Regions from separate parts of the Homo sapiens genome. Here region 1 is linked to region 2. Evidence: chromatin contacts called from ENCODE Hi-C or POLR2A ChIA-PET data. All regions are on one chromosome and are shown on one strand. Each heading gives the region's core, a stretch centred on a gene start or an enhancer-like site at or near the end of the contact. The rest is flanking DNA. Distances are from core to core; before and after follow the strand shown. Region 1 overlaps TMCC1 (transmembrane and coiled-coil domain family 1). Region 2 overlaps TMCC1 (transmembrane and coiled-coil domain family 1).

Region 1 (6,262 bases), core at 216-2,715, 77 kb after region 2:
TACATTAGACACTCAAATATTTGTTAAGAATGATCTGATATAATGATATAAAAACAAATTCACTTCAACAAAATTCTTGCAAAGAATACTATCAACTACATGGAAAAGATTCCCAATTAAAGTTCATTTTATGAGTTCATTAAAATTCAGCATTTCCAGGGCAGGTTTCTTGGTGTCTTAAGGCAATAAGATAACAGAGGGATGATTCTCATCGTCATCACTCTTTCTTACTATAACTCTGCAACATTTTATGTGGTTAGTAAGAAACTTTAATTATGGGCCCTGTTTTCCATCCCACCCTCAAACTCACAATGCAGAAATAACTCCATGAAGACTATTTAACCAGCCATCTCACTAAATATAAGAGTCCGTGGCCACATGCAGTGGCTCACACCTGTAATCCCAGCACTTTGGGAGGCTGAGGCGGGTGGATGACTTGAGCCCAGGAGTTCAAGACCAGCCTGGGCAACACCGCAAAACTCCTCTACAAAAAAATACAAAAATTAGCCGGGTGCAGTGGCACTCACCTGTGGTCCCAGCTACTTGAAGAGGCTAAGGTGGGTGGTCACTTGAGCCTGGGAAGTCGAGGCTGCAGTTAGCTGTGATCACACCACTACACTCCAGCCTGGGTGACAGAGTGAGACCCTGTCTCAAATATAAATACATATATTTATATATATTTATGAGGCCTTATTTTTTAGGCATTGTAAATAACTATTTTGTTATTATTTTGTTTAGACATCTGAGAATCCAGGATGTCACTGTTCATATTTTAATGATGAATGGGATTAAAATAACTTTAGGGAATCATTTCAGTATTTGATATCTACTGTTACCCGTCTGAAAATGATGGCAAAAGTTGTTTAAAAGTAATAACATAAGAACCAGGCATGGTGGCACATGCCTATAGTCCTAGCTACTCAAGAGACTGAGGTGGGAAAATCCCTTGAGCCCAGAAGTTTGAGGATGCAATGAGCCATGATTGCACCACTGCACTCTAGCCTGGGCATTAGAGCAAGACCCCAACCCCATCTCAAAAAATACATAATAACATAAGAAACCAGAGGTAGTGATGAAATCAGTCTTTGTCACTGCTCTTAGATTTCTGCCTTCAAACAAGCTGATCTAGCAACCAATCTTTGAAAAAAGGAAAAACTTTCCTTTCCCCTTTTCTTATTTCCTGCTTGAAAGAACTGGTGTTCTTCAATTCTCTGGCATTCTTCAATTCTCTGGCATGCTCAACCAGGTAAAGAGGCAAGAATGCTGAACACAAAACAAGAGGGAACCCAGGGATCTGGTCCTGGTATCACTCATAATTAACTGTATAACTTCAGGCAGGTTTTTAACATCTCTGGACCTGTAAAATCAGGAGTTTGATTAGAATTAATCAAAGTAGCTTAATAGGCCTAACAGTCTATGAGTCTGGTAGTCACTTGGCAGCAGCCAGTGATCTTCTGACTAGAAATCATTTGTGGTGCAAGGGACTCATTTTGCAACTCAAGACTTTTGAATTCTTAGCTTCCTCATTATTACAGTTTTGAAATCTGAGTCAGGGTTTCTTATCCCAGTAAGATGTTACTATGACAAAATAAAAAGATTTGCCATAACTTTAATTTTTAAAATAAAACATTTTAGGCCAGCGCAGTGGCTCAGGCCTGTAATCTCAGCACTTTGAGAGGCTGAGGCAGGTGGATCATTTGAGGTCACGAGTTCAAGACCAGCCTGACAAACATGGTGAAACCCCATCTCTACTAAAAATATAAAAATTATACAGGCGTGGTGATGTGCGCCTGTAATCTCAGCTACTTGGGAGGCTGAGGCAGGAGAATCGCTTGAACCCAGGAGGTGGAGGTTGAAGTGAGCCGAGATCACGCCACCGCACTCCAGCCTGGGCAACAAGAGCGAAATTCCATCTCAAACAAAACAAAACAAAAATAACATTTTATATATTTAAAATTTTGTTTAGGAACATATTCCCAAAGTTGATATATATACAAAGTGAGAGACACCTATTAACGCATAATGTATATTAATTGTGACCCTGAAGTACAAAAGTTCAAAAATAAAATCTAGCCTGCTCACATTGACCAACAGGATCATAGGCTATGATAACATCAAAATAAGTCAATTTTTAACAAACACCGACTTAGTTCAACATTGGGCTAACTTGCCAAAGTTGTCTTTCTTGAGAAAAAATGCTGTACTGAGATCCCTGAAAAACAAACAAACAAACAAACAAAAAAACAGTCTGCAATAGTAATTACCTTACACAAAACACAATCTTGGCCTATCCCTCCGTCTATCTATCTATGACTCTTTGGAAGCAAGACCTTATATTAGCGTTCTGGATAAACCAAAGAGTAGTGGACTTTGGATACTAAAATTCTCCTCCTCTACTCCTAAGATTCAAAGCTATTGATAAAGTACCCAAATCTCTGATGAATAAAAGAGAAAAGCAGAAATTAGGTCACATACTATATATGTTTAGGAGTCTGATTACCCTAAAGCCTGGACCATTTTGTTGTATAAAGGAAAAAGAGGTTAAAGAGTGAACTCTACTTTCCATTACGTTGAGCCTTCATCATAAAAGGCTCTGAACAGAAAGAAAGTAACTCAGACTTAAAAAACAAACAAATGAACTTTGGCTGGGCGCGGTGGCTCATGCCTGTAATCCCAGCACTTTGAGAGGCTGAGGCAGGTGGATCACTTGAGGTCAGGAGTTTGAGACCAGCGTGGCCAAAATGGTAAAACCCTGTCTCTACTAAAAATACAAAAATTAGCTGGGTATGGTGGTGTGTGCCTGTAATCCCAGCTATTCTGGAGGCTGAGGCAGGAGAATTGCTTGAAACTGGGAGGTGGAGGTTGCAGTGAGCAGAGATCATGCCGCTGCACTCCAGCCTGGGTGACAGAGCGTGACTCTGTGTCAAAAAAAACCAACCAACCAAACAAACAGAAACAAACTTTAAGAAGCATCCCTATGATATTACACTTTGCATAACAAATTTACCAAGGTTAGGAACAGTTAGCTTATCTGTACCTTCACTTCTACTCTTACAAGAACTATATTTGATGCCCACATGAGATCATTAAGGATAATCAAAATATCTTTGGGGCCAATGAATACATATTTATATTAAAGGAAACTCAGTATTGGGGGAAAGGACATAGCCATAAACATTCTGGCTTTCAGAGGTAGGGTCAATAAACCTGTAAGTTACTTGCTTTGGCAATCAAGTTTTGCTACGTAAAGTATCTTTAAGGGAGAACAATGAGAAAGCCAAAATACATCTTCATTTCTAACTTATGCCCACTGTTCCAGTTCCGTATTATTAAAGGCCTATAAGACATTCTCTTCATAGTAGGTGTCAGCCACCCAACTGAAACTAAATGGTTTTCCTTAAAAAATACAATTTTTCAACTGTTTAGTGGAAATGGAAAATATTTTCTGATTCTCCCAAGCAAACTTCAGATTTTAAAATTTTTTATTCTAACATTGTTATCAAATCCTACCTGTTCTTCTATTGTCCATTCCACTTCCACAGTTATCAATTCAGCTCAATATTTATAAGAGCACTATCACTATTTAATAGTCACTGTGCTCAAGCTAGCCCACATCCTAATGACTTCCTGTACTAATTAAATTATCACCCCGGGGTTAATCAATGTCCTGTCAGGCATCCATCCCCTCACTTCCACCTACCAATCCTCACCTAGGGCACCACCTGGTGGTCAACAAAATGAATTATCCTTTTCCCCGCTTCATTTCTTCCCCACTGGGAGAACAGTACACCTGCATTACTAGTTTTGCTTACAGTTCAACTAATTCAAACTTAGAAATCTTTTTATTTGAACACATACATCTCCCTCAAACTTCTTCCACTTTTCTCTATCTTCCAGGTACAGCCAGGCATTACAAAAATTTCCCTTTCCTTCTGCCTATAAGTAATCCAAAAAGCTTCCCTCATTGCAGCCTAATATACACTGCTTTTCCTAAATCTGGCTATAAATAAGAAGATGATATAGTGAGCTCTGAAGTGATATTAACCTTAATAGAGAACCTGAATCCATAACTTCCAAACTTTCCCTTTAGAAGCTCCGAAGTTTACATCTATCTTTTTTGGTGGGGGTGGGTGGTAGGGGGTTGAGACAGGGTCTTGCTTTGTTGCCCAGCCTGGAGTGCAGCAATAAAAAGGAACAAACTATCAACACATTCAACAACAGTTGAATCAACAACAGTTGAAAAGTATTACACTAAATGAAAGAAGTCAAACACAAAAGACTGCATGATCTAATTTTTTAGGAAATTCTAGAAAAGGCAAAACTATAGCAATAGAAAGCAGATCAGCGGCTACCAGAGGCCACCGGTTGGGTAAGAGGGACTGACTGCAGCCAAGGGGCATGAGAAATCATTATTTGGGGGTAATGGGAATGTTCTATATAATGACTGTGTTACTATAAAACTACACATTTTTCAAAACTAGTCAAGATGTACACTTAAAACTGGTGGATTTTACTGTAAGCATATGCTAATAAAGTTGACAAAGCATTAAAGAAACAATGTTATGAAAAAAGTTCTCACTTTGCCCTCTTTCTCTTGAAGTTTTCCAATAAAATCTGCTTTACTTACACTTTTTCTTTTTAACATAAAAGTCTATAATCCCAGAATCACTAGCTGTAAATTCCTTAATGTTCTCTGGTAAAGGCTGAAGATTAAGACAAGGTACATAGCTGCACTGTCAATCTTTACTGCCAACTAGTTTGGGTAATCAGTGACCAAATATTCTTTTTATTTCAAAGATAACTAATATAGGCTGGACACGGTGGCTCATGCCTGTAACCTCAGCACTTTGGGAGGCTGAGGTGGATGGATCACTTGAACTCAGGAGTTTGAGACTGGCCTGGGCAACAAGGCAAAATCTCCTCTCTACAAAAAAAAAAAAAAAAAAATTGGCCAGACATGCTGGCATGCGCCTGTAGTACCAGCTACTCAGGAGGCTGAGGTGGGATGATCACCTGAGTCTGGGGAGGTTAAGGCTGCAGTGAGCCACGATCACACCACTGCACCCCAGCCTAGGTGACAGGGTAAGACCCTGTCTCCAAAAAAAATAAAATGAATATACACATAAATATGTGGTACTTTTCCCCATTTAAATTTTTTGAATTTTAATTCACATCATTATTTTGACAGGTTTAAAGTGATTTACTGTCCATTATCTATATGTTTTAAATATCATATTTAGGTAGGAAAGGTTTAAAGTTCTAGACTCAATATTTATATTTCCAGGTAACTTAATATCCAATAAAAAAAAAACCTTAGGAAAAGTTTAAGGTACTAGACTCAGTATTTATATTTCCAGGTAACTTAATATCCAATAAAAAAAAACCTAACTGTACCGCAAGCAGACACAGAATGAAAACGATCAAACAAAAACCTTAAGGAATACACAAAAGTAATGCTGAAAGATAGTTGAATGGTAACTTACAAGGCAGACCTAGCCCACAAATGTGTTCAGTGTGGCTTGCATATCTGTTAAAAATCAAGAGATTTCCCATCTAGATTTCCAGTTTCTCTTGAAAAAAATCAGAAGCTCTGGCAAGACTGTGCCCACAGTACTAAATTTCAACCATCAGCTAAAGCTAAGACATTGCCTCTGTTAAACAAAGCAGGAACTCCTCAGTTTGTCCAAGCTCCATAACACCTAAGTTCACTCATTGTCACTACCTGCATGGCTACGCGTACCTGAGTTTTCAAACCCTAGCAGGACTATTTCTTCTATGTGCCTCAACTAACCATAACTGAGAGTTATATGGAAAAAGTTTCTCCTAGATTTAATATGCCTGGTTTTGGGTAAACCCAAAACAATCTGTTTATTAATAGTACACTATAATAATGTATATGCTCTACTGTGGCATGCAAAATGTAAAATGAATGCTGCTGATGTACTACAAAGTATATGAAAATTATAACCAACTTAGTGTACTTCCATGGTAAGCACAAACTCAGATTCTAGAACTTTATTCACTACATTCATTAATGTAAGAAAGCCATCTCCATGTGCAAAATCAAAACAATAAGAAACAAAGCATCTTTATTGCTCTACCATAAAACTGACCCTCAAATATACAGAAAGAATACATGAAATATACTTAAGGTTTTAACGAAAGGATAAAATAAAATATAGCACTATGTTAGGAAGGAAATAGGAATATAATTCTAAGCATTCATTCATTAGCTATAATTATTATTTACCCATTTGAAAAG
Region 2 (6,336 bases), core at 2,157-4,656:
AATGCTGAAGAATCATTTCCTCTGTCAAGATAACTCACAGGGAAAAGATGAATAGTCTTGATCTTTTGGATGAAAGACCTAAATCTAAAACTCTCGTAAGAAAACATGGATGTAAATCTTTGTGACCTTGAATAGTCAATGAGTCTGTTTGTGTTTTTTTCCTGGTCCTTGATTTAGGATAGGCAGTGGTTTCTCAGATATGACACCAAAAACATAAACAACAAAAGAAAAAAAATAGATATGATCAAAATTAAAAACTGTTATGCTTCAAAGGACACCATTAACAAAGTGAAAAGATAAAAACCACAGAGGAAAGAATCTTGCAAATCATACATCTGATAAGGAACTTGTACACAGAATATATAAAAAATTATAAGTCAAAATTGAAAAGACAATCCAATTACAAAATGGACAGAGGACCTGAACAGACAGTTCTTCCAAGATGATTACAAATGGCCAATAAGCACATAAAAAGATGCTCAGCTCATCATTAACCACCAAGGAAGTGTAAATAAAAATGTGATACTACTTCATACCCACTAGGATGGCTATAAAGACAGATAATAATAACAATTGGTAAGAATGTGCAGAAATTGAAACCCTCATATATTGCTAGTGGTAAAAGGTATGGCATGTTTGGAAAATAGTCTGGCAATTCCCTAAATGATTAATCTACTCCTACATGTATACACCCAGGAGAAATGAATAAATGTTTCCACAGATATTCACAGCAGCGTTATTCATACTGTCCAAAAAGTAGAAACAACATAAATGTCCATCAACTGATAAATGGATAAAATGTGACATATCCACATAATAGAATATGATTTTGCAGTAAGAAATGCATTATGACATGGATAAACCTTCAAAACAATGTGCTAAATAAAAGTAGCCAGATCTGAAGGACCATGTATTACATGTTTCTGGAAAGAAGCCAGCCCCAAAGGACGACATATTGTATGATTCCCTTTATAGAAGATGTCCAGAATAGGCAAATCTATAGGGATAGAAAATAGATTAGTAATTGCCTAGTGCCGGGGGAGAATGGGGAGATTGGGCAGTGATGCCTAAGAGGTATGGGGCTTCCTTTTGAGATAATAAAAATGTTCTAAAATTGTAGTAATGGTTGCACTCTGTGAATCTACTAAAAGCCATGGACTGTATACTTTCAATGGGTGAGGTGTATGGTATAAGAATTATATTTCAAAAAGCTCTTTCTAAAAAGTCACTCCTCCATGAAATATTTCCACAGACGAGTCTCACTTGTCAGTTTCCTCATCTTTGAAGCTTCTTAAGAAAAAATTCTTGGTTGAACCAAGTCTCTGAGGATGATTTGCTTGTAGTTTGTACATCTGAACTTAATGATCAACTAAGAATTCTAGAGGGATTGGGATAAGGAAGGAATTAAACATTCCATAAAAGACTACTTTTGTAGAAAAGTGTCATCTGTACTCCATGGTATCGCCTATGGTAAATCTGTGGAATTAAGCAGCTACCCCTCTATATGTTTATGTGAAGTATTCAGAGCAAAAAATTAAATCACAAAGTGACAAGATAGGGTTGTAGTAACATTATACAAATGGCACCATGGAATATGCATGACTGATACCAGAATTAGAAATACTGATAAAATTGTTATATTACAATGAACCATGGATTCTTTTGGATTAAAAAAAGTCTCTTCATTCTAAACAATTTATGACTTATTTTACTAAAAAGGCTACGATAGCTGGCAAATAAGCTAACCTATCTGCAAAATGCCCATTCCTGCTAAAGAAAAAATTCTTGACCCAGAACTTCAAAAATAAAGTTAACTGAAGTCACAACGTGCTTGATATTTATTAACTCATTTTCCAATCAAGTTTTTAAAAATAACTTCACTGTTTTTTAAAAAAATCAGATTTCTTTTCATTCTGGTAGGTGTCATTTGCCAAGTGCACTTGTTTAAAAAAAAAAAAAAGAGTACAGTCATAATAGTATCTAATGAAGCTGTCCACAGTGAAAAGCCTCTTTAATTTCAGTGACACCTAAGAGTATGATTTTAAAATACTTTCTTTGAAATTATGTAAGTTTCTGGATTAATTCTGACTGATATTGTGTTCCATGTACCAAGTTAGATGCAAAATAGATGCTTACATAGCTGATAAGATATCTGAACCTTACAATTTCACCTTTTAACTTTAATACTGGCACCAAGTTAGAGGTCAAGGAGCTCTGGTAGCAATTTCAAGGGAGGACACAGGAGGATGTCAAAAAGATTGGTTGTCGTAGTTTTTAGAAACCTCAATACAACCCATTTAACTTCACCACTTTCTTTTTCCTTTTCTAGTTTTATTTTTAATATAAACAGACAGGGTCTCACTATGTTGCCCAGGCTGGTCTTGAACTCCTGGGCTCAAGCAATCCTCCTAACTCAGCGTCCGAAAGCACTGGGATTACAGGCGTGAGGCACCGCACCCAGCCTCTTTATTATTTTTTAAGAGATGAGGTCTTGCTATGTTGCCCAGGCTGGTCTCAAACTCCTAGGCTCAAGTGATCCTCCCACCTCAGCCTCTCAAGCAGCTGGAACTACAAGCACACACACCTGTGCCCAGCATAACGTCACCACTTTCTAAAGAAAATAGCATGCATACACACACATATATCACCTTCCTTATCATCACCAAGGTTTCCAATCATACATATTTAATATATAATGTTAGTATGGTATGATATACAAAGAGTTTCACATATATTTGATATAATCCTCAGAACAGCTCCAGGAGGCAGTTATAATTACTACCACCCTTCACTCAAAGATGAAACTGAGAGGATGAGAAACTTACTCAAGGTAACAAAGCTGAGAGGTAATAAAGAAGGATTTCAAATCCACGGTTTTCAGCTTACAAAGCCTATCTGTGCCTTGAACTATTATGATGCTTTTTGTTAATCATTTAGAGTACATCAAGAATCTTCCTCACTGCTCCACAGAAGGAAAAATTCACAGTTCAGAAAGTTTAAGAGATTTCTCCATTATCACACAATAATAGAGCAATTTCAAGGGGAGATGTAGACATATTGAGTAATAATGGAGAGAATAAAAATTTCTTGTAAGACATGCACTGCACTGTCATGTGCTAAATGAAATTAAACTAGATTTCAAGGTATCAGCTACCATTTCTGGAGGCACTGCTATCTACTAGGAAGATTTTTATTCAAAAGTACAAAAACAAAGAGAAAAAAACTTCGTTACAATTTTAAACATGCACTCACACTTCTTGAAATTCACTCTTCTCTTGGGCTTGTATGATGAGATTATAAAACATTTTGTTGTCATATCCTACACCAACTGTACACCTTCTCTTGTGAGCACAGAGAATAACACCAACAGCTTCTCAGCCACAGTGCTAAACTGAGCGCTTCACTCCGCAGCTCAGCCTGTGCCAAGAGTAGTTTTGCATTTCTCTAAGCCTACTTGTTTCCACAAGAATCCTCCTCTTCAGAGCAAATGCCCTGATGGGAAATGCTGTATGTTTATAGTTGTGATTGCAGCCACTAGGGCTTGTTGCCAGACATTCTGGATCCTAAGGATCTTAGCCACTCTTTCTCCATTTTAGCTGCACAAAGCATGTCCTTCCCAAAGGAGAGAGAGAGAGAAGCCTTTAAATAGACACAGCTGAATCTTTTCTCATTTTAAAAAAGTAAGATGGGACCAGGCATGGTGGCTCACACCTGTAAATCCCAGCACTTTGGGAGGCCGAGGCGGGTGGATCACCTGAAGTCAGGAGTTCGAGACCAGCCTGGCCAACATGGTAAAACCCCGTCTCTACTAAAAATATAAAAAAATTAGCTGAGTGTGGTGGCACCTGCATATAATCCCAGCTACTCGGGAGCCGAGATTGTGCCACTGCACTCCAGCCTGGGCAACACAGTGAGACTCTCCCTAAAAAAAAAAAAGGAAAGAAAAAAAGCCAGATGGGGTCTTTCTTTGTTGCCCACGCTGGTCTCAAACACCTGGCCTTAAGTGATCCTCCCGCCTCAGCCTCCCAAAGTGCTGGGATTACAGACATGAGCCACTGCACCCAGCCCTGAACCTCTTTCCTTTTTCTCTTTTTAAATCCTTGCAAGGAGGGGGGTAAAAAAAACAACTAAGTACCCTTAGAGAGAAATTAATAAATATGCATATAGCTTTAAAAACTGGTTTAATTTTTTTTTTCCTGAGATGGAGTCCTGCTCTTGTTGCCCAGGCTGGAGTGCAGTGGCGTGATCTCAGCTCACTGCAACCTCCACCCCCCAGCTTCAAGTGATTCTCCTGCCTCAGCCTCCTGAGTAGTTGGGACTACAGGCGTGCGCCACCACGCCCAATTCATTTTTGTATTTTTTTTTTTTTTAAGTACAGACGGGGTTTCACCATGTTGGCCAGGATGGTCTTGATCTCTTGACCTCGTGATCCGCCCGCCTCGGCCTCCCAAAGTGCTAGGATTACAGGTTTAGTTTTTTTTAACTATGCAGACTGATGACTACTGTGTAATATAAAGTATTACAAACCATGGTTCTAAATTTGATCCTGCAAGTAAACTTGGTGATAATGAGCCAAGTCACATTTATACTCTGCCTCACTTGTGCATTTGAATAATAGGTGTTTTCCCCTAAAGGTATTGGGTGGCTTAAGGAAATACAATAAACATTGCTAGCATTCTTAAAAGAGCAAATGGAGCAATATAAGGAATATCTGAAATAAATGCATTCTCAATAGTTTAAAATTCCCTATACCTAATTCCCCTATATTCTTTACAAGGTTGGGGTAAGAGTCTGTTGTGTTCAGTATTACATCACCAGCACCCTGTGCAATGCCCTGAACACAGCAGGCACTCCACTGGAGATAAGAGTGTGGAGGAGCAGAAAGAACACCTACTACCTTACTTGGCCTCTTGCTAGTTTTTTAACATTGGGCAACCTTTTTAATCCCAATCTCAGTTTCCTCATCAGCACAACAGGATAATAATTACTTTGTATCATTGTTGGGAGAATAAATCATTGCTGTGAAAATGAATCAATGTATAATAGTACTTTTTCTTCTAGGCATTAAAAGGTATTCAATAAAATGTTAATTCCTCATATATATGAAGACTGATTTAAAACCTACATTTAATTAGGCCACACATGCTCTATTAACGTAAGCTGCAGGAGGATTTCTAAAAATAAACTCAGAGTCCCCTCAGTTACATATATATAAAAAAAAGTTCAACATTTTTTGCATCACAAACCCCTCTGAGAATTTAATGAAAACTATGCATTCTTTCTCCCGAAAAAAAATTCACACACATGCAAATTTACATATAATCCGAGGAAATCCATGGACCATATGGTTCTTTTCAAAGCTCAGCAAAGTCTGGCAACACTTCAGGAGTATATACATAATATTTGGCTCCATTTATAAACTTATATACCTTCATTTTAAGCTATATTGTTTCAAAATTATTTATAAATTACTTCGATAATTTAAAATATTTTAAAATTGAAACAACCACAATATTCCTATCTAATACCACAAGGTTTATTGTAGTTTTCTTCCTTTCCATATTTGGAACTCTCTTATTACTATGAGAAACCTGCTCTCATCACCCTCACTGTATTTATCAATCCCTCTCCTTCCATATGTAACCAATCTTCTATCTCTGCAGCTACCACCTCCCTGGTGTAGATGTCAACCTCATCCCACTTGGGCTCTGAAACTCCACACTAAGGAACTTCACTGCACCATGGATTCCCTTCTCACCCAACATGAATCCGACCCCTTATCATCACGCTGTACAGCTGCACAGACCCATTCCTTCCCCCTCACATCCCCTGGGCTCTGATGTGTCACCTGTCCGTACTCACTCCTTCCCACCCATGTCCTGCAGTAGCAGAAACACACTTTTCTCCTATAGTAATAACTAAGAAAGAACCCTGTAAACTGAATACAATCCAGGAAACTCCTTGGAAATATCTATGAAGAGAACTTGAAGAAAAAAGAACTTTAAACCATTTTCACACAGGATAAGACTTAGAAATATATTATTTTGAATAACTAGGAAAACATGGACTTAATCAGCACTCTTAGCTGAGCAAGTAGGTCATGTTACATACACCTAAAGAAATTTTACCCATATTATCTATAGAGACTCAGTATTCTGTGGCAAACCCAAAGCCAGGTTCAACACTTCCTGTGTCTCAAAACTGTATTGAAATAAACAGCCATGTCATCATGCCACTTCCCTGGTATCTTGCCATTCAGTTCTTGCCTGCTACATATGGGTAAATGGATGAGATTTGGGTTTTTGTTGTTGTTGTTGTTTTGAGAGGGAGTCTCGC

Evidence for each region. A loop is a pair of places that touch in the nucleus more often than their neighbours do. ChIA-PET counts read pairs that join two places held with the same protein, here RNA polymerase II (POLR2A). Pooled maps may share reads with other maps.
Region 1: a map of endothelial cell of hepatic sinusoid shows a loop between it and region 2 (4-fold over the local background). The contact joins two enhancer-like sites. A Hi-C loop is called at or near these places in 3 of 168 maps with a recorded cell type or tissue (endothelial cell of hepatic sinusoid, gastrocnemius medialis and left ventricle myocardium inferior) and 2 of 50 pooled maps. POLR2A ChIA-PET finds 5 or more read pairs at or near these places in 2 of 52 experiments (Panc1 and WTC11).

What each region holds. Positions count from the first base shown.
Region 1 is chr3:129,821,411-129,827,672 of GRCh38, forward strand. The region is part of intron 4 of TMCC1 (transmembrane and coiled-coil domain family 1); the gene reads right to left. Among named protein-coding and RNA genes, the nearest start is that of TMCC1, 69 kb to the right of the region's middle. Within about 2 kb of position 1,466, at least 2 of the 41 ENCODE cell types and tissues checked have a DNase peak (open chromatin) inside an H3K27ac peak, as active enhancers do.
Region 2 is chr3:129,741,990-129,748,325 of GRCh38, forward strand. All of the region lies in intron 4 of TMCC1 (transmembrane and coiled-coil domain family 1), which reads right to left. Among named protein-coding and RNA genes, the nearest start is that of PLXND1, 140 kb to the left of the region's middle. Within about 2 kb of position 3,407, at least 2 of the 41 ENCODE cell types and tissues checked have a DNase peak (open chromatin) inside an H3K27ac peak, as active enhancers do.